2 separate regions of the Mus musculus genome follow, and region 1 is linked to region 2. A link is a loop called in an ENCODE intact Hi-C map of the cell type or tissue named here. Cell type or tissue: gastrocnemius. All regions are shown on one strand. Links, peaks and the distances in the headings refer to the core of each region. The heading gives the core; the rest is flanking DNA.

Region 1 (9,908 bases), core at 1,863-6,862, 230 kb before region 2:
AGCCTCCCCTTGTTCCAGTATTTTAGGAACCATACTCTGGGTTCATGTGCCTACCAAGAGCATCCTGGCCTGCTTGGACTACTCTGGCTTTCCTCATCTATAAGCCCTGTGTGGAGGCCAGGGTGCTGAGTCACAAAGACATCAATAGCGGAAGAACCAGGGTCTAATGGACCAGAACCTCGTGGGAATGTAGATAGACCGCTTTACCTGCTTATTCATGAAGCAGTAGATGATGGGGTTGTAGACACAGGAGCTCTTGGAAAAGAAGGCGGGGATGGTGACAAGCCGTAAGTCCAGCCCGTGGTTCCGATTGTTGACCATGTACATGGCCAGGGCAGCATAGGGCACGTAGCAGAGACAGAAGGATCCCACCATCACCACCACCATATGACTCACCTCCCGTTCAGCCTTTTGTGTCGTAGCAGACTCTTGCTGCTGAGCTGCCACCTGGAATTGAGCACAAGGGTCAAAGCCCTCTCTCTCCTGGCTGAGTTTGGCTTTCCCTTGAGGGAGGCATCATGAAGGGCGTCCTCAGCTCTGACACTAGAAAAGATCCCATCCTTGTCCCCTCCTCTCTCTGGTCCTTCGCCCACTACCTCTTGTGCAGAAGATGGAACCCAGTACCTCACACCTGCTAGGTAAGTGCTCTACCAATAAGTTGTAACAGCGTTTTCACTCCCCCTTCCCCAATACTCCTATCTGACCACGGATATTCTAGACGTATCCTGAGGAAGATATATACTGTCTCTCCTGGGGCCTCCTGAGTTACTCCTACCTGCCCCTCTCAAAACCCACTCACAGCTCTGAGAGTCCTCAGCAACTGGGAGTAGGAGAAGCAGATGAGGGAAAGAGGAATGATGAAACAGAAGATGAAGAGGAACCAGGTGTAGTACTCGCTTCGATACTTGGTGCCCACAGTGTACCAGTCTGGGCCACAGGAGCACTGCAGGCCCTCAGGGATGAACCTGAAAAGGACCAAACATTCATTCCGAGAACTGGAAGAATGGGCTTAGCTTCTGGATTGGCTTCTCCAGTTGGAAGAATGCCAGAAGACACTACAGTAGTTACAATGGCAGAGTAACCATTGATGTCTCCAGCGGCCCCCTTTCCTCCTTACTCTACCAACTCAGGTCAAAGAATAAAAGGTTATACCCAATCTCTCGTCCCACATCAGAGCACTGCCCTATCCTCTCACCTGCTCCAGCCAAAAAAGGGTGGGATGGACACCCCGATACCAATAATCCAAGTAGCCAGGACCACCATCAGTGCATGCTTGGAGTTGAAGCGGATGCTGCCGAAGGGTTTACAGATGACAACGTAGCGTTCAAAAGCCAGGAAAGCCAATGACCATCCTGTCACTAGACCTGCAGCAAATGTGAAAAGAATGGGGTAGACAGACTCCCTGAGCCTGGAGTGGAATATAGGTGTAATTGAGCAAGTCCAGAGAGTTGGAATGGAGTTTAATGCTCACACAGCCCATTGTTAGAGGTCCAACTGCTCAGGATAATTAAGGGCCCCTCTCTCTAGCCCAGGTTGCCTTCAGTACCTGCTACAGAGCCCAAGAAGGCCTCCAGAGCACAAACATGGCGACCAAAGAGGAAGTATCCGTGACAGCTGGCGATGAAGACTGTGAAGACAGAGAAGATGCAGAAGAGGAAGCCCCCGAGGGATACATTGACCAGAATATAGTTGAGGGGCTGTCGCAACTTTTTGTAATGCAGTGTGGCCACCAGCACTATGGCATTGAGTGGGGTCCCCACAAAGAAGACAAATCCCATGAAGGCTGCCTGGAGGCGGAAGGCCCAGACAGGAGCAAGGTGGTACTGAGGCCCATCCCAGGGCCCCACCGAAGAGATATTCTGAAACAGGTAAAAGTCATCCTCTCCTGACATCTCCCGCTTGGGATGCCCTCACTACCACCTCCGGTCCCTCTTATAGACGATTCTTCTGCTATCACCCTTCCCTACAGCACCCTCCTTTAAAGATACAGTTGAGACTCTGAACTATCCTAAGCCTCCCAAAGACAAAGTCCCAGATTAGAGATCTCTTAGTTCTCACCTAAACCTTTCATGAGCCCAAAGCTGATTGATTGTGTTCTTCAGAGGATAAGAGATTGAGGTCAGAAACCTGGATAACAAGGCTGGGTGCTTTGGGGTCAGTATTGGTTTCTGTGGCCTGGAGGATGCTGACCTATATTCTTTGGAGATGCTGCCATACCTCATTCCCACCTCTGCCTTTGGCTTCAGGCTCCTCTGCATCTCACCTGGCCCTTTGTGAAAGATGCTCACCTGAGTGTCCCTATCCAGAGACCTGGGAATCCGCTTGGGGAAACAGGAAGAGGATGAGTGGGGAGGCCCCCTTGGGAGCATTTTAAATAGCCACTGCGGGACAGTGCAGAAACAACTGCATCCTGCCTTAGGTCCCAGGGTATGCCTGAGCCACTACTATGTGTTTGGCCTCTGCAGGGAGGCCTTCTTATGTAGGTAGACCTGCAGCCAGCCAGGTTAGGCTGCTTCTTAGACTAGGCTTCCTTTATATTAGAGCAGATGAGAATGAAACTCTTCTGAATAGTCTGGGTTCACTGTTAGGGAAGGACACCAAGAGTTAGTCTCTTGTCAGCATCATCACACCCAGCCTCAAATAGAAAGCAGAGAGGAGTGGACGTGGGTAAGGCTACAAGCTCTTAAAGCTGGTCCCTCGTGACATACTACCTTCAGCAATGCTCTACATCCTAAAAGTCCCATTACGTCCCCAGTCATCAACGGTGGACCAAGTACTCCTCATATACAGAAGCCTATGGGGGCCGTTTCTCATTCAAGCCATCACAGCAAATTAAAACATGAGGGCCAGAAAGCCGGCTCCGTGATTATGAGCACTCACTGCTCTTACATAGGACCCAGGTTTGGCTCCCAACATCCACATGGTGGCTTCCAACTGACTAACTCTAATTCCAAGGAGATCCAGCATACTTTTCTGACCTCCGAAGGCACCAAACATGCACACAGTGTTCATACACACACACAAGCAAAGCACTCATACACATAATCTTTAAAAGAAAGTTAAAAATATGATTTTTTTAGAAGGTGTTGGGACACAGTACCCTGCCCAGTGAACAATGCTTCTCCCAGACTATGTGAGTTATTAAGTGAACATCCCAGTACCGGGCATGAGGTATCTCCATACAAGTTACCAGTCAGGGAGGTCCCAGGGGTCCCAGAAACAACACAAGCTATGGCCATTGCTCCTGCTTGCCCACCGTAACTAGATGGTAAGACCTTACTGCTGAACACTGTGGTGTAAGAGAAATCAGGCTGGAACTTACTGAACACTTTTCTCCAGGCTAGCTTATATAGTGCCAGCAGGGGCCCTCTAGGCCATGGCGGGGTGGGGGGCAGAGAAGTGTCAATTTTATCCAGTCGTGAACCCTAACAGCATAATATCCATATGCCAGGTGAGATGTGTCCGCTAGTACTATAACAGCATAGAGGTTGTGGGGCAACTTCCTGCTTGGGTTTTAGGCCTGGTCCACAGGAGGGGCATCCATACCTGGTACTGTAAATATTTTTAAAAGCCCAGAACTTTTGAAGGTCATGGGCTCTAGCCAAAATTACTATTGTTTTACTGAATTATACTTGTTGTCAAACTGCCTTTTAAATATTTATATTTATACATGTAGATTAGTGCTTCTCCCAACCTTAGCCCAGGAGACTTCCTTCTGCAATGGGAAGTGGTTATTGAAGAGGCTCATCTGGTCAAATGGGCTGTTAACGGGGACTATGAAGTGTTCGACTCTGAATGGAGCTTCTCTGTCTGTCTCTCTGTCTGTCTCTCTGTCTCTGTCTGTCTGTCTCTCTGCCTCTCTCTGTCTCTGTCTGTCTGTCTGTCTCTCTGCCTCTCTCTGTCTCTGTCTCTCTGTCTCTTTTTCTCTGTCTCTCTGTCTGTCTCTCTCTCTTTCACACACACACACACACACACACACACACACACAGAGAGAGAGAGAGAGAGTCAAGGCAAAGCTCAGGGACCATTACAGAAGAGAGAACAGAAAGAATGTAGAAGTCAGAGGATCAGGGGGAGTGCTGTGAAATGCATCTTCCGGACATGACCTGGACATGAGCTCACTGCTGCCATGGTTACCTGCACAGGATCAAGCCAATAAGATCATCTGCACCCAGCAGGCAGCAGTAAGAGAACCCAGTGGGTTATGAAAACTCAAAAGGAATAGCCGTGAAGGTGGGAGGGGACATGCTGAAAGGTGGGGATTGTGGGAGAGGAGGCTGGGCCCTGGGACTCTGAATTCAGGTCCTCATTCATGCCTGTAGAGCATCCCACCCCCGCCACTGGGCCATCTATTCAGCCACCTTTGCCTTTTCCTAGACTTAGAGAAGTCTAAAAGCGGAAGTGTGTGTCCCATCCAGTAAGCAAACCTGTGTGAGTTGGTTCTCATAGGCCTGACTCTGTCTCTCTGCCTCTCTGTCTCTCTGTCTCTCTGTCTCTCTGTCTCTCTCTCTCTCTCTCTGTGTGTGTGTGTGTGTGTGTGTGTGTGTGTGTGTGTGTGTGTGTGTGTGTGTTTTAAGCCAGAGATGGAGAGATGGCAATACCCTCTTTTGGCCTCTGCAGACACTTGTGCACACAACTCTCTCTCTCTCTCTCTCTCTCCCTCTCTCTCTCTCTCTCTCTTGTGCACACAACTCTCTCTCTCTCTCTCTTGTGCACACAACTCTCTCTCTCTCTCTCTCTCTCTCTCTCTCTCTCTCTCTCTCTCTCTCACACACACACACACACATACATTACCCAACACAAATATACACCCACAGGTAGGATGGTACAGAGATTACTAAAAAAAAATAAATAAAATAAAATAAAATAAAATAAAATAAAATAAAATTCATCTGAGGGACCAGAAACCACCTGGACAGGGCTTGAGGATAGAGCCAAAGGCCACATGGCATGTGTCAACTCAACAAGCATTGCACAAGTTAGCCTCAGCTGCCTCCTGTGGCTCCTGACTGTCATGGATTCAAGACACCTGGGGCTCTCTTACTCCTCATGTAAGGCTAAGTAGTAGCCACCTCTTTAGCCTCACGGATGCCCAGATACCTGCTCAGACAGTCCCCTTCCATATCAGAGGGCTTGAGATAAAAAAAAAAAAAATGGACCCAAATTGGAAGGAACCTAGACCCAGTTAAGATGTGACAGAGGACCCAGTGAGGTTGAAGCCAACGAGTATCACCAAAGCACACATTCTCACCAACACCAGGCGGAGGCTCACCTCTCCAGTGACCTTGAAGCCATGCAGTAGGGGACAGATGGGAGGTTCTGAGAATAAGGCATGGGGCAAAAGAGGAAGGAAGGACCATGACCCTAAATTGGAGGCACTCTCTTTGACTTCTTCCTCTGTTCACTAGCCCACTCTCGTTCTTGGGAATGCTTTTCCTTTCTTTAAAAAAAAGAATGTAAGTACATATGTGTGTATAAATGTGCACATGACCATGTGGGTCTAAGCAGAGGCCAGAAGAGTGTGTCAGAGTCCCCTGCAGCTGCAGCTACAAAGCGCTGGCAGTGAGTTGCCCATTGTGGGTGCTAGGAATGGTCCAGTCCTTTATCAGAGCAGCAAACTCTAAACTGCTGAACCCCTACTTTTCTGTTAAGATGCTGCCTGCATTTTTATTTCTAAATATATTCTCCCTGACAGACTGAGTTTTCTCAGTTTCTCTGACCTTCATGGCCAACTGCTCCCCCATAAAGGAAAGAGCCCCCTCCCCTCCATTTGTGAACAACTGATTTAGCTGTACATTATAAACGTTCTACATCCTGGGACAGGGGGATGTTTCCTTAACCGTTTTAGGGGTTTTTCTTCTATTCTCATCAAGGGGTCACAGACTCTTACTCCCAAACAGATGACAGTAGACTCAGAGGAATCTGTGAATGAACAGCAGCGCAGAAGAAAAGCAGCAGCACCGAGCTAAAAGTCTGAAAGTGAAAGATGATCAGAGTCACAGAGTTAGCTTCGTGCACTCCAGAAGGAACTCCTTCAGAGTGACGAGTGGGAGAGTCTATGCAAGAGATAATGCAAACTACCCACTCTCAGGGTCATGACAGATAAGAATGCCTCTCTGGGGGACTTCACAGGCAAGACATTGGTGGGACACAATAAGCAATGTCCTCAATAGCAGACACAAGAAGTCATCACTATTTCACTGACTCCCAAGATGGACTCACAGCACAGAAGCACTGGGTGAGGCAGAATCCCAGAAATCCATGGGCTCCTCCGGTCCAGGGAAAGTCTGGTATCTGGAGGTTTGAAATGTGTTTTCCTTGTCCTAATCATTTTTCTTCTCTGCTCAGTATTTATAAACTTCAAAAAATCACCAAAAGAATATACAGGCTCCACCTACTCAGTTAACCCTTTCAGAGACAACTAGGATTAGCTTATGCCCTGGAACACATGCAGAGGTCAGAGGACAGCTTGTGGGAGTTGGTTCTCTCCTTCCACCATCTGGGTCCATCAGCCTCACACACTGGGCCATCTTACCAGCCAGCTTTTGATACACAGGTGACAATGAGCTTGACTTGTGTTGTGACAGTTCTGCTGAGTACTGACCCACAAGATTCTCCAGACATGGACTGGCGAGATGGCTCAGCAGGTAAGAGCACTGACTGCTCTTCTGAAGGTCCTGAGTTCAAATCTCAGCCATCACATGGTGGCTCACAACCACCCATAATGAGATCTGACACCCTGGTCGGGTGTGTCTGAAGACAACTACAGTGTACTTAATAAATAAATCTTTGGAGCAGGGCTGACCAGAGTGAACAGAGGTCCTAAATACAATTCCCAACAACCACATGAAGGCTCACAACCATCTGTACAGCTACAGTGTACTCATATTCATTAAATAAATAAACAGAAAAATGAATAAATCTTTTTAAAAAGATTCTCCAGACACATGATTGGAAAAAGGATGGTATGACATGCTTTACTGGATATGAGGGGGGGTCCCCAAGTGTGAGGAGCGGGTGTGGCGGCAGTCCCAAGAAGGCGCCAGGGACTGCAGCTAAGTCTTATGACTTGCACCTGAATATAAGCCACGACCATCATGAGAGCTGCGCAGGTGTACCAGGATACTGGCGAATCCATTTTGGTGGAGATATGCTCCTGCTGCCCTGATTAGCTGAAGCTGTGTACCTGGTGAGGTGATGTGGCCTGCTGTGAGTGGATGAGGGCTGAGAGTATATAAGAGTGAGAGGCCTGGGTTAGAGAGAGGATTATTATTCGAGAGAGGATTATTGTTAGTGGGAGATATAGATAAAGAGAAAGAAGAGAGAAGAAGACTGAAGTTTGCTGAATAAACTGCTGTTAGAAGGACTGGTGGTCGTGTCGTTCTTGCTGGTCGAGAGCAGACGCAACATCCAAGCCCTCCTCAAGCTTGGGAGAAAATGAGGGAGCTCCAGGGGCACATCCAGGAGCCTCTCTAGAAAATTTGGTTCACATGTAGAAACATGTGAACCATGACGAGCCTGGAATCTAACAGCATGAATCCAGGGCACAGCCATTTAAGTCTGGCACTAAACCGAAGGCAGGTGCTGGTGGACTTCCTCTACCAGGGCGCTCTCTCCTGCTCCCCTTCCCTTCCTCCTGTGCAGGAAGGATTTGAAAGCATGGGAAACTGCAGAGATGAGATGGCCAGCATTCAGTGAACAGTATGATGCTCCATAAAGGCCACAAGAGAAGAACAAACCTGCCCCAAATCCAGAGCCCTGCCCCACCCAAAAGCACCGCCTGTGACCTAAGTGGAGTTTCAGCTCTGAAACATCTTCAGCAAAGACCCCCTCGCCCACCAAGGAGAACAATGTCAAGAATGTGCGCTGAGGTCATGGGATGACATGTTGAGTAGAGTTGTATTTATAAGCCAGTTGAAGCGCTGGAATAGCTACAGGAAGAAGCCTCTCGGGTTCGAGAATAAATGAGCCCTTCTCCCCTGCCACTCCCCACTGTGACTAGTGAGCAGAGTTGCCTGTATGGTACAGAAACTCCTGAGTGGTCATAATATAACTTTAACAACCTGGGAGCCAAGGAAAGCTGGCTAGTCCACTCACAGAAGTGAGGCCAGTTCGCATTCTTCAAAGGTATCACTTCACAGGGTGGGGCTCTACTCAGGACTTCCCTGAACATCTGTTTCCACTTGGAATTTCTTTTGTGTGTGCATGTGCCTGGGACTTTCGATTATTCCTTCCATAGACCTCTGCTAAGTGGCAACTGTAGGCACAGTGACATGGAGAATCCAGTAAGGTTGGTCCTGCCACGTGCTTAAGCAGACCAGGCATACAGATCTGCTGAGAGCCACTGGCACCATCTGGCTTGCCAAAGGCCAGGCACAGCTTAGACTCAAAGACCACTAAGACAGATCTTTGCCCCCATGGAGCTCCCCACTCATAGGAGCCCCCGCCAAAAGCAAGCAAGGGTTCCATGTGTGTTAGGTGTGAAATAGGCCGGGCTAAGACCACTGCTTCTCCTACAGGGCCCTCGCATCTGAACCATGATCTCACCTTTTTGGGGATCCTTCCCACCTGTCAGGCCCCCCCCCCCCCATGTACCCTTAGGCTGTGGGTAGATCATCGTCCTGTGAATGGAAGTTCTCAGAAACAAGCTATGCCTATGTTAAAGGTTCTGTGAGACTGACTGACTGGTCAGAACTTCGTAACTGTGCTAGCTGCCACAGCAGCTTAGTTGGAAGGACGTTGGACTGAAGACTTTAGTAACTATGGAATAGTGGAATGTTGCAGATCTGAGGCTAATTATCTTGAGCTGTCTTGATCCACATTAATAGCCATTCATTGCCCACCTCTATGTCTGACCTAGTACCCTTGTGACTATCACTTGAAACACTTGAGATGTATTAACAGACCACTAGCTTCCACCATCCATAGACTAAGACTGCCATCAGATAGCAGCTGAAACCCCAGCAGAGATGTCCCCCACTCTGTTCTAACCTATCCACCTTATAGTCCCATCAGTGCATCTGAAAGGGACTCGGATTGCTTACGTTCTTGTTCTATAACTATAAAAGCTTCATGAAACTGCCACCACTCTGGAAAATGGTATTTAAGGCAACCTGATTCTATGTTCTTGGGTCGTGGTCTCTCATATTTGGCTCTAGAACAAACTATCTCCTCCTCTTCTTGAGATAGGGTCTCACCATGCAGTCCCCCCGGGGGAGGGGGGAGCCTGAAATGTGCTACATAATCCCTGCTGACATCGGCCTCCTCTCTCGAGCCTCAATTGAAAGGCTGTGCCACAGCCTGGCCTCAAACCCCATCTCCTGTCATCAGTAAGAACTGATTTTGGAGTTAACACTTAGCAGCTTCCCTGCCCCACCCCCACCCCCAGCAGGGGCTGTTTGGTGTGGAGGTGTGTGAGGACAGACTCCTGTCTCCAGTTTTCTAGAAAGTCCGAGAAGCTGTGTGTCCTGCATTTAAAGCGACTTCAGATGCAGATGGCAGCAGAGGCTGAAGCTAGGCAAGAGGAAGCATTCTTGTAACAGGTGGGCACATGGCAAGTGCAGGCGAGTGTCCTTGTCTTACAGCAGAGAACATGGGCCAAAGTTAAGAGACTGGTAAAGCACACAGCACATGCCCGGCCCGCAGCAGGCAGTAAGGCCTCTCTTCTGTTAGGTACTCCTCCACCCCGCCCATCTCCGCCCATCCCCAACCCCTCCCACCTCCAGCTCCACCCCGATCCCTACAACCCCACCCCCCTCCCGTCTTAGGTTACCACAATCACCCGTTTCTGTTGTAGAGCATTTTATACGCTCCATCACCTACCTCACCATCACCCTTAAGGGAGACAGGGCAGGACCTGCCTTTCCAGATGGAAGGAGATGCAGTAGGTTAGCCAAGGTGGCCTAGAC
Region 2 (9,908 bases), core at 3,299-8,298:
AGAGGTTTCAAAGACATCCTGAGCTACAGGTGACACTGTCTAAAAAGGAAGGCAATCCAGCACTCAGGAGACAGAGGCAGATGGATTTCTGAGTTCCAGGCCATCCTGGTCTACAGAGTGAGTTCCAGGACAGCCAGGGCTACACAGAGAAACCCTGTCTCGGGAAAAAAAACAAACAAAACAAAAAAACAAAAAACAAACAAACAAAACAACAACAACAACGAAAAAAGGGAAGGCAAAACAAAGAAAAAGGAAACAGCACCAAAACTTTAGAAACCAGAGAGATACATAATCTTCTTGTTGTTGTTGCTGCTGCTGCTGCTGCTGCTGTTGTTTGGTTTTTGAAGACAGGGTTTTATATAGCCCTGGCTGTCCTGGAACTCTCTCTGTAGACCAGGCTGGCTTCAAACTCCCAAGTACTTTGATTAAAGACAAGCGCCACCCACCATCACTCAGAACACAATCTTATGGGACAAACCTAAAAAGGCTAAAATCTGCCTGGGGACAGGATGGACTTAGCTGGGGAAACTGAATCCATAGCTCAGAATTCTATAAGCATCAGGTACAACTAAAGGCAGGTACCAACTCTGTATAAGCAGCAGTTAGAGCCCTAGATTTTCTCCTTGACTCAGTGCAAATGATGTATTATCTTCCCATCCTAAAGGAGGTTTTACTCTGTGGTTTACTCTTGCAAGACTCAATAGGGTCTCTGGATACCCAGGAAAAGACTCAAGTAAGGATAGGAATATCATCTAAAAACACAAAATTAAATGAAAACCTACACACCTGAGTTCCATCACCTGTCCTCACTCCCCCACGCAGCAGCTAAACACAGGCTGCCTAGTTTATAATCTCCAGGCACAAAACTAGGAGACTGCTCAAAGTAAAAGTGACCCAGAAAAGAATGAGCAAAGGAAGACAGTAAGGGACAACATGGGCGGTAGCCCATCCTGAAGCTAAAAGAGAGGAAAATCAAGTTCAAGGCTAGCCTAAGCCACAGTAAGATCTAGACCAACCTGAACTATATAGCAAAATCCTGTTCCAACTACCACCACCACCCCCTTTCACCATTTCCAAGGGAAAAAGTTAAGACAAGAGTTAAACATTGGGGGCTGGAAAGATGGCTCAGAGATTAAGAGCACCGACTGCTCTTCTAAAGGTGCTAAGTTCAAATCCTGGCAACCACATGGTGGCTCACAACCATCCTAACAAGATCTGACTCCCTCTTCTGGAGTGTCTGAAGACAGCTACAGTGTACTTACATATAATAAATAAATCTTTTTTAAAAATTTTAAAAAAGAATATTAAAAAAAGAGTTAAACATTGTAGCACACTATAATTCTAATAGGAGGCAGAGACAGGAGGACCCCCAATTCAGACAGCCTGGGTTACATAATGAAACTCTAGCCCATCTCCCTCACCCCACCCCAAAAAAGCTGGAGAGAACTTAACCTTAAAAGAATAAGGTTTTGAGTTTGAACCCTAGAACCCACATTTAAAAAGCCAGGTACCAGCATGGGGGAGGCAGGGACCATCTGGCTAACCAGACTAGCTTTCTCTCAAAGGAGTTGGACATTAGTTCCTGAAATGACACTCAAGGTTGTCCTCTGACCTCCAGACAAATGGAAAGACAATAAAAGGTTTAAGGTAACCTCAATTATCCACCAAATGAAAGAATAATTCATGAAAATATTATAAAATCCAGTTATCAGTAGACCCAACACAAGAAAGAGGTGAAGGAAATTCCCTAGGACAGTGTTTAAAGAGGGATTCCCAGGACAGTTAATTAGGAAACAGAACCAAGACAGATGAAAGATTCTACATATTAAAGTTATCAGAAAGGAAATAAATAAATAAACCCACACCTGGGCAGCTCAATGGTGGCCTCCACCTTTTATCCTGGCACTGGGGAGGCACAAGCAGAGGCAGTCGGATTTCTGAATTTGAGGCCAGCCTTGTCTACAAAATGAGTTCCAGGATAGCCAGGGCTACACAGAGAAACCCTGTCTCAAAAACCCCATACCTGTGTTAAAGACTCTATAAGGCTCAATGGCTGATTAAAACTTCTGATGATATTAAGTTAGAATGATGCAGATACAGAGCCAAATTATCTTGCACTATTTTTAACCCCCTCAATAGCCATTCATTGTCCTTCAAACTTCAAGGTACATTCTTAGCAAACCACTAACTTCTACCAGTCCAAAGGCTAAAAATGTTATCAGTACCTAAAACCTACTCAGAGCCAATTGTGGTGACACATGCCTTTAATCCTAGCATTTAGGAGGCAGAGGAAGGCAGATTTCCATTGAGTTCCAGGCCAGCCAAGGCTGCATACATAGGAAGACTGTCTCAAAACAAAACACTTCTAGAAAACAAAAGACCTACAGCAGTATCCCTGTTTCTTTCCTATAACCTGCTCATCCAAAGGCCCACCAATAAAACCCATAAATTCTGAGATTTGACTTTCCTTTTTATTTTTTAATTTCTCTTTCTCCCCCCCCCAATCCCCGTGTGTGTGTGTGTGTGTGTGTGTGTGTGTGTGTGAGTATGTACACAGAAGGGAGCACCAGATGCCCTGGAATTTGAGTACAGGCAGTTGTGAGTTGCCAGAGAGGTGCTAGGAGGCAAACACTGACTCTCTTAGCAGTAAGGACTCTTAAGCACTGAGCTGTATCTCCAGCCCCACTCCCCTGTTCCATAACTAATACAATCTCATGTCACCAATTCCATCGCACAACAAAATAAAGGCACTCTGAATTCATGTTTGTAGACTATGATCATTCATATTTGACTCAAGTCAGTGGGGTGAGGGCTATTTTGGGAGTTGATAAATCTTAGGGCTACAAGCTTATTTCAGGCAACAAATTTCCTGTTTTCTATAACAGGAAAATAGGTTATCAATATGAACATATATTGGACATTTTATACTGTGGACATTTGGGAACAAATGGCATATATATATAGAAAACAAAACAAAAAAAATTTTAAAGATACTAGCAAGCACAAAAGACTTTTAAATTTTAAAGTAAAACTTAAGTTTTGATAAGAATTAAAATTATATAGGACTGCAAAATAATAAAAATTCAAACACAGGGTTACTTGAAATTCTTGAGCCAGAAAACAGTAATTAATGGATTGTGCTCAGAGAAGGATATCTGAATAGTGATTTTGGTAATGACAAGATCCAGGGTACAACTACATGACCTGAAGAAAATAAAGAAATGAAAAGGCCAAAGTGATAACGTGATTGTTCATTTAAATGCTCAAGTTAGGCACTTGAGAAAGACAGACTGTAGCCACTTGCTGCCCAGCCTGACCACTTTAGTTAGGTATCTAGAACCCACATGAGAGAACTGACTTCCACAAGTTGTCTTCTGACATACACAAGTGTGTCCACACACATAACACATAATAAAGAAATGGACACCCTGAAGCTGACCAAATGATGATGTACAAGCACGTTGGGTGTTCTTCACCCCTTTTCTACATCTTTTCTGCTCCAGCAGACTTTCTCCCCTTTCCCGTCCCCCACACCTTGATTCAGGGTTTCTCCACATAGTTCTGGCTGTCCTAGAATTCATTACATAGACCACACTAGCCTGAAACTCAGAGATCCACCTGCCTCTGCTTCCTAATGTCCCCTGGATACTAGTTGGCTTGATCTATAAGGAATCCCAGAAGAACAGAGTCAGCAAATAAATTCTTCCAGCTCCCTCACTGCAAAGGACCTCAAGTTTTGTCACCAGAAACATGTCATTCTCCCTCAAAGAAGCTAAGTAACTGCTCCTCTCTCTCTATTCCTTCCAGAAGAAAATAACAGTTTGGCTAGAGGTTATAATTCTATTTCTTCTGACAACAGTGTACCCGCAGCTGTATAGTGTGTTTATAACAAACCCGCCTGGGGCATGGAAAGGAAAGGAGACCTGTAGGCCTGCCTCTCAGCTCTGGACATGTTACATTATCAGCATGAGTATACTATGTGGTCAGCACAGGCTTGTTTGCTTGTTTCCAATTACCAACATCTAGTTACTTAGAGGCTATATTGTGAGTTAAAGGCCAGCCTAGAGAACTTAAAAAGTTTTTTTTATCAAAATAAAAATAAAAAGGATGGGAATAGAGCTTAGAGATTAACAATTTGCACAACATGTGTGAGGCCTTAGGTTCAATCCCTAGTATCTCTCATTAAAAAAAACAAAAACAAACAAACAACAACCAAAAAAAAAAAAAGAAAAAAAGAAAATTCTCCCAACTAATTATTCTGTCAAGTTGGTCATCTCTTCCTGTTGAGATTCTACAATGAATAGACACACAGAATAATTGGAACTAAAGGAGAGGAAGGTGAGTAACTCAATCCTAACATACTTTAAGCTCTATGCTGAAGAATGTCTCTCAGCTCTGGACATGTTACATTATCAGCATGAGTATACTATGCGGTCACCACAGATTCATTTGCTTGTTTCCAATTACCAACATCTAGAACTTGTTTGTCCATGATAGGTTCTCCAGTACTGATTTAAAACACAATCAGTAGATACAGCAAAGAAGAGCTCACCTAGTAGGTTACTTATATGTTAGAAAACTGTATGAGGGGCTGGTGAGATGGCTCAGCGGTTAAGAACACCGACTGCTCTTCCAAAGGTCCTGAGTTCAAATCCCAGCAACCACATGGTGGCTCACAACCATCCATAACAAAAATCTGATGCCCTCTTCTGGTGTGCCTGAAGACAGCTACAGCATATACACATATAATAAATAAATAAATCCTTTAAAAAAAATAGAAAACTGTATGAAGAACTGTAGAGAACTGTAACTCCCTCGTCTGCAGAACTAAAAGCTACAGGAGGCCTACACGGGGAGCCTACACTGAACCTTTTTTTTCCTCCTCCATTTAGCCCTAATTGTCCTGGAACTCTGTAGACCAGGCTGTTCTGGAACTCAGAGATTAGCCTGCCTCTGCTGAGATTTAATCTCAGCTGAGATTAAAGTCGAGTGCTTCCACACCCAGCAAAATTTTATTTGTCTTCCCACAATATAAACAAGAACTTGAGTGTCACATTTACATGCAACCATCAGAGTTAAAGTGGCAAATATTTTTTTTTAATTATGTACTTGCAACCTAGGGGCTTATTTAAGAAGATACAGCACCATTAAACATCAGTTATGAGTTAAACAGAAAAGGGAGAGCAAGCATTTCATGTTTGTGAGTATAAAATGAAATAATGAATAAAGGGTGAAGAGAGAGAGAGAGAGCTAGAGATGTAGGCAGGACTGGATCCCCAGCACCAAACACAAGGAAAAGAAAAAGAAAGTAGGTACTTAGTCTGTTAAGAGGCTCCTTAGTTTTCAAAGAATTTCACAGTTCATAGACTAAAACCTAAACACTGTCAGCAAAATCACAAGCTATTAAAATTCATAAAAAATAAAAACATAGCAAAGGTGAGTGTGAAAAATCATGGAAGAAAATACAAAGTGTGAGTCAAAAAATGAAAAAACATGAGCCCAAAAATTTAACATGTGGAAATACGATAGATACAACACACACTCCACCACATGCTCACAAAAATATGGACTAATTAATATAGCTATGATAGCCATCTTACAAATAAAAACGTACAGGCAGAAGAAATACAGTAGGAATCTGATATAAAACAAAAGAACTACAAAGATTTCCTGAAACCATAACTAATTTTTCTTTATATTACGTTGCACTCCAATGAGAGGAGAAAATTTGTACGAACACGAATCTAGAAGCCTGAGAAATTTCGAGAATAACACGAATGAAAATCGGCAAGGGACACTGAGGGGTGAGTAAGGCTGCCAAAGGGAAGGTATTGCCAGATGCAACTCTTGAATACGGAAGGTGTACCAAAAGCACTTAAAGGAGAGCCAGACCACAAGCGAGACGTACAGAACTACAAAACGGATTCCACAGACGAGGGAAAGGGCCCGTTCGTGACCAATCAGTTGCCACTGGTTTCCGAAAGGCAGCACATCTGTGGCTGCTCAGCCCCACCCCGCGGCACCAGCTCCTTCGGAAAGAGGATCTCCCACTGCCAAGCGCTCCACTCAAGCGGAGAACCATCCCATCCCACTCGGCCCTGGTCCCGCGCGGCTCAGAACGGACTCTCCCCGAACCTCACCGAACGCTGCAGCTCCCCAAGCCAAAACGAGGCGCGCTCCTTTCCGCTGGGATCCGGGTCGTGGTAAAGCGCTTGCACCGCCTGGTACACGAGCTGCAAGGTTGGCTTGGCTCCCTCCATGCTGGCGGGAGCGGCGGCGATGACAGCAAAGAGCCCGATACTCCTCCCTAGGCTTCCGCTTGCTCTGCCTTCAAGCGTCCTCACTGTCTCGGCCACAGCCGCTCCCTGACTGGCGCCATCTCCTCCTTTCTGGCCGTTACCAGGGAAGGGGGGTTCCTCGTGGAAGTTGCCCCCTCGGAAACAGCGGAGAGGTCGCTTTCAGGTTCCTGCCTCCTTTTTGTCTTGTCTTCCCGCCAGAATCGCAGACTCTCGAGTCCGGACACGGGTTCTGGCTTCTGCACCTCCCGCCTTGCTCGCAGAGGCCTACCTCCGCATGACACGAACCACGCAGCGAGCCGAAGCAGGGCTTCCCCGGGCCGGAAGTGGCCGTCCGTAGACTTTGGCACACTTCCGCCTGGTGCACCACAAACTGCCTCCTTCCCGGCACGCCTCCTCTTGTTTCCCCCGCCTCCTCCCGGAAGTGACCCTGCCGGACTAGGAGAACCAAGGGGAAGTAGGCACAAGGTAGTCAGTCTCCTAGGTGCGTAAGTCTTTATTTGAGCTTCAAGTCTGGCTACTCTTAACGTTCCTGACCAAATCTTATCTCGTCAGCAAGGAATCCAAAGTCTTTCCTCCCGGTTCCTACTTCTTCACCCGTCTCCAAGGAGTGTTTAAGAAACATCAGTTCAGCCGGGCGTGGTGGCGCACGCCTTTAATCCCAGCACTCGGGAGGCAGAGGCAGGCGGATTTTTGAGTTCGAGGCCAGCCTGGTCTACAGAGTTCCAGAACAGCCAGGGCTACACAGAGAAACCCTGTCTCAAAAAAAAAAAAAAAAAGAAAGAAAGAGAGAGAGAGAGAGAGAAAGAAAGAAAGGAAGAGAGCCTGTAATCTCAGCTCTTGGAAGTTAGCCACAACACCATCAGGAGGAATTCAAGACCAGCCTCTAATACGTGGAACTCTGTCTCTTTAAAAAAAAAAACCAAAAAAAAAAAAAAAAAAAACAGCCAAGCGGTGATGGCAGACAGGTTTAATCCCAGCACTCTGGAGTCAGAGGCAGGCCTAACTCTTGAGTTTGGACCAGCCTAGTCTACAGAGCAAGTTCCTGGACAGCCAGGAATACACAAAGAGACCTTGTCTCAGAAAATAATTAACAAATAAATAAATAAATGACAAACAAAATCAACTGTCTAGCAATCCTCAGTTAACATGCCAGTTTCCCAATATTGCTGCTTCACTAAAAATAACTGTTAGTATCTAATGAAGGCTGACCATGTGTAATGTAATGTAATGTAGTGAAAGATTAACAACCTTCCAAAATAAGTCCTTTTTTAATGAAATAGTTTTGGTTTGCTTATTTGTTTGTTTGTTTGTTTGTTTGTTTCGAGACAGGGTTTCTCTGTGTAGAGGGCCCTGGCTGTTCTGGAACTCACTCTGTAGACCAGGCTGGCCTCGAACTCAGAAATCCGACTGCCTCTGCCTCCCGAGTGCTGGGATTAAAGGCGTGCGCCACCACGCCCAGCTCTAATGAAATAGTTTTAAAGACTTATTTTTATGTGTATGAGTGTTTTGCCTACATATTTATGCATGTGCAACTTGGTCCTGGAGGAGTTACCGTGTGAGCTGCTATATAGATCCTGAGAATTGAGTGTGGGTTCTCTACAAGATCAGTGAGTGTGTCAACTCTCCAGCTCCTAAACCTCATTTTAAAAGATGAGAATTTAAAGCTGTTCATGCTGGACCATATTTATAATCCCAGCACTTGGGAGGCAGAGACAGGAGGGTTGCTGCATATTTGAGGCCAGCCTGGGGTTCTTTGTGTGGTTCTGGTTGTCCAGAAACTCTGCCTTCTGGGTTCTGGGATTAAAGGCATGTACCTCCACTGCCCAACTAGTCACAAGAATTCTTTTTTTTTTTTTTTTTTTTGTGGTTTTTCGAGACAAGGTTTCTCTGTGTAGCCCTGGCTGTCCTGGGACACACTCTGTAGACCAAGGTGGCCTTGAACTCAGAAATCTGCCTACCTCTGCCTCCCAAGTGCTGGGATTAAAGGTGTGCACAATCACTGCCTGGCAACCACAAGAATTCTTAAATGAAAGCTGGAATTTGAGCTGGGAGCCCTGGAGGTTGTGGGGTGAAGGGTGAAACATGCATTTAATCCCAGTACTTAGGAAACAGAGGCAGGCAGAGCTTATATGCAGAATGAAGTCAGCCTGGTCTACAGAGTGACTTCCAGGACAGTCAAGGCTTTACAGAGAAACCCTGTCTCAAAAGCAAGCAAGCAAACAAACAAAAAACAAAGACAAGCAAAAAAGTTAATACTATAAAACTCTTGGATGAAAACAGGTATACAGTTATGACTTTGGATCAGGCAATGACTTCTTAGCTATGCTACTAAAACCAGTCAAAAAAGAAAAAGGTCACTGGAATTCATCAAAACTAAAAACTTTAAGGAGTCAGAGAGATGGCACTACAGTTAAGAGCATGTATTGCTCTCACAGAGGACCTAAGCTTGCTTCCCAGAACTCATGTGATAATGTACAAGCATCAGTAACTTGTAAAAGTAACTTTGTTTTTTGAGACAAGGTTTCTCTGTGTAGCCCTGGCTGTCCTGGAACTCACTCTGTAGACCAGGCTGGCCTCGAACTCAGAAATCCGCCTGCCTCTGCCTCCCAAGTGCTGGGATTAAAGGCGTGTGCCACATGCCTGGCAAAAGTAACTTTTATTAGCCATATGTAATTGTCAGCTTGGAGGCTTACTACTAAATAAACTCACTCTTTCTAGTCCTTTCTGAACTCTGGCTGGCTGGTTCAACTCCACTGTTCTGGCTCAAAATTGTTTTTCAAAATGACTGATTCAAACTGGCTTCTCTCAGCTTCTCACCGAATTGTTCTGCTTGGACTCAAACTAACTCTGGCAATATTCAGGTTCCTTATTTATTCTCTAGCTCACTCTTCACCTAGCTTGTTTTCTCTGCAACATGTCTCTGTAAAACTGTCCCATTAACCCCCCCCCAATACTGTTGTTGCTCTCTTAAGTAACCTCTTTTCCTCTCCAGTTCTTGTGAGAGTTGGTGTATTCTACCTTTGACTCATTCTGTCAAATCTTTCTCTGATTTGTCACTTTGTCTGCCCCTCGAATAGATGTCATTTCAAACATGGCTGCTTCCTTCTATAAACTAACCTTACTTTCACTGTTTGGAGTTAAAAGTGTGTGCTAATGGTATGTCTGTGTCCCAAACAGAGGGACTAAAGGTGTGTGGCCTATCTGCATTCCAGCAAGATCACAAAGACCTAGAAGGTCTTTGGATGTGATCCCTTGCCAGAACAGCCATGTTGCTGGGCTAAAATTCCTCTATAGTAACTCCAATTCCAGGACCCACTTCTGACCTCCTCAGGCATCAGGCATGAACATAGTGCACACACATACATGAAGGCAAAACCACTAATACACAGAGAGTAAAAATAAATAAGAGTTATTAAAACTTGGGCTAGGGACGTCACTCACTTGGTAAAGAGCTCTGGAGCCTGTACAAAGCCCTGGCTTTGATCCCCTCACTACATCAAGTGTGGTGGCACACACTTATAATTCCAGCACTCCACAGTAAGATGCAAGAAGATCAGAAGTGCAAGACCATTTTTAGATACTTAGTAAGTTTGAAACCAATCTGTGACT

The links. Peaks named below come from ENCODE experiments on the same cell type or tissue, not always from the same donor. Only the 100,000 strongest peaks of a DNase experiment are listed, where the experiment ranks them.
Region 1: a loop joins it to region 2, with 2.0 times the contacts of the local background. A loop is called at or near these places in 1 of 42 quality-filtered maps.

What each region holds. Positions count from the first base shown.
Region 1 is chr6:29,378,524-29,388,431 of GRCm38, forward strand. It overlaps Opn1sw (opsin 1 (cone pigments), short-wave-sensitive (color blindness, tritan)), which reads right to left and starts at 1,990. Exons shown (of 5, transcript NM_007538.3): 1 at 1,547-1,990; 2 at 1,196-1,364; 3 at 800-965; 4 at 208-447. The coding sequence starts at 1,892. RefSeq lists cis regulatory regions at 1,890-8,561, 1,890-2,464, 1,894-2,415. In gastrocnemius, for the core only: no CTCF peak of the experiment used is centred there; a DNase peak (open chromatin) is centred at 4,167.
Region 2 is chr6:29,603,226-29,613,133 of GRCm38, forward strand. It overlaps Tnpo3 (transportin 3), which reads right to left and starts at 6,624. Exons shown (of 23, transcript NM_177296.5): 1 at 6,141-6,624. The coding sequence starts at 6,260. In gastrocnemius, for the core only: no CTCF peak of the experiment used is centred there; DNase peaks (open chromatin) are centred at 6,097 and 6,654; H3K4me3 peaks cover 2,323 bases; H3K27ac peaks cover 1,829 bases.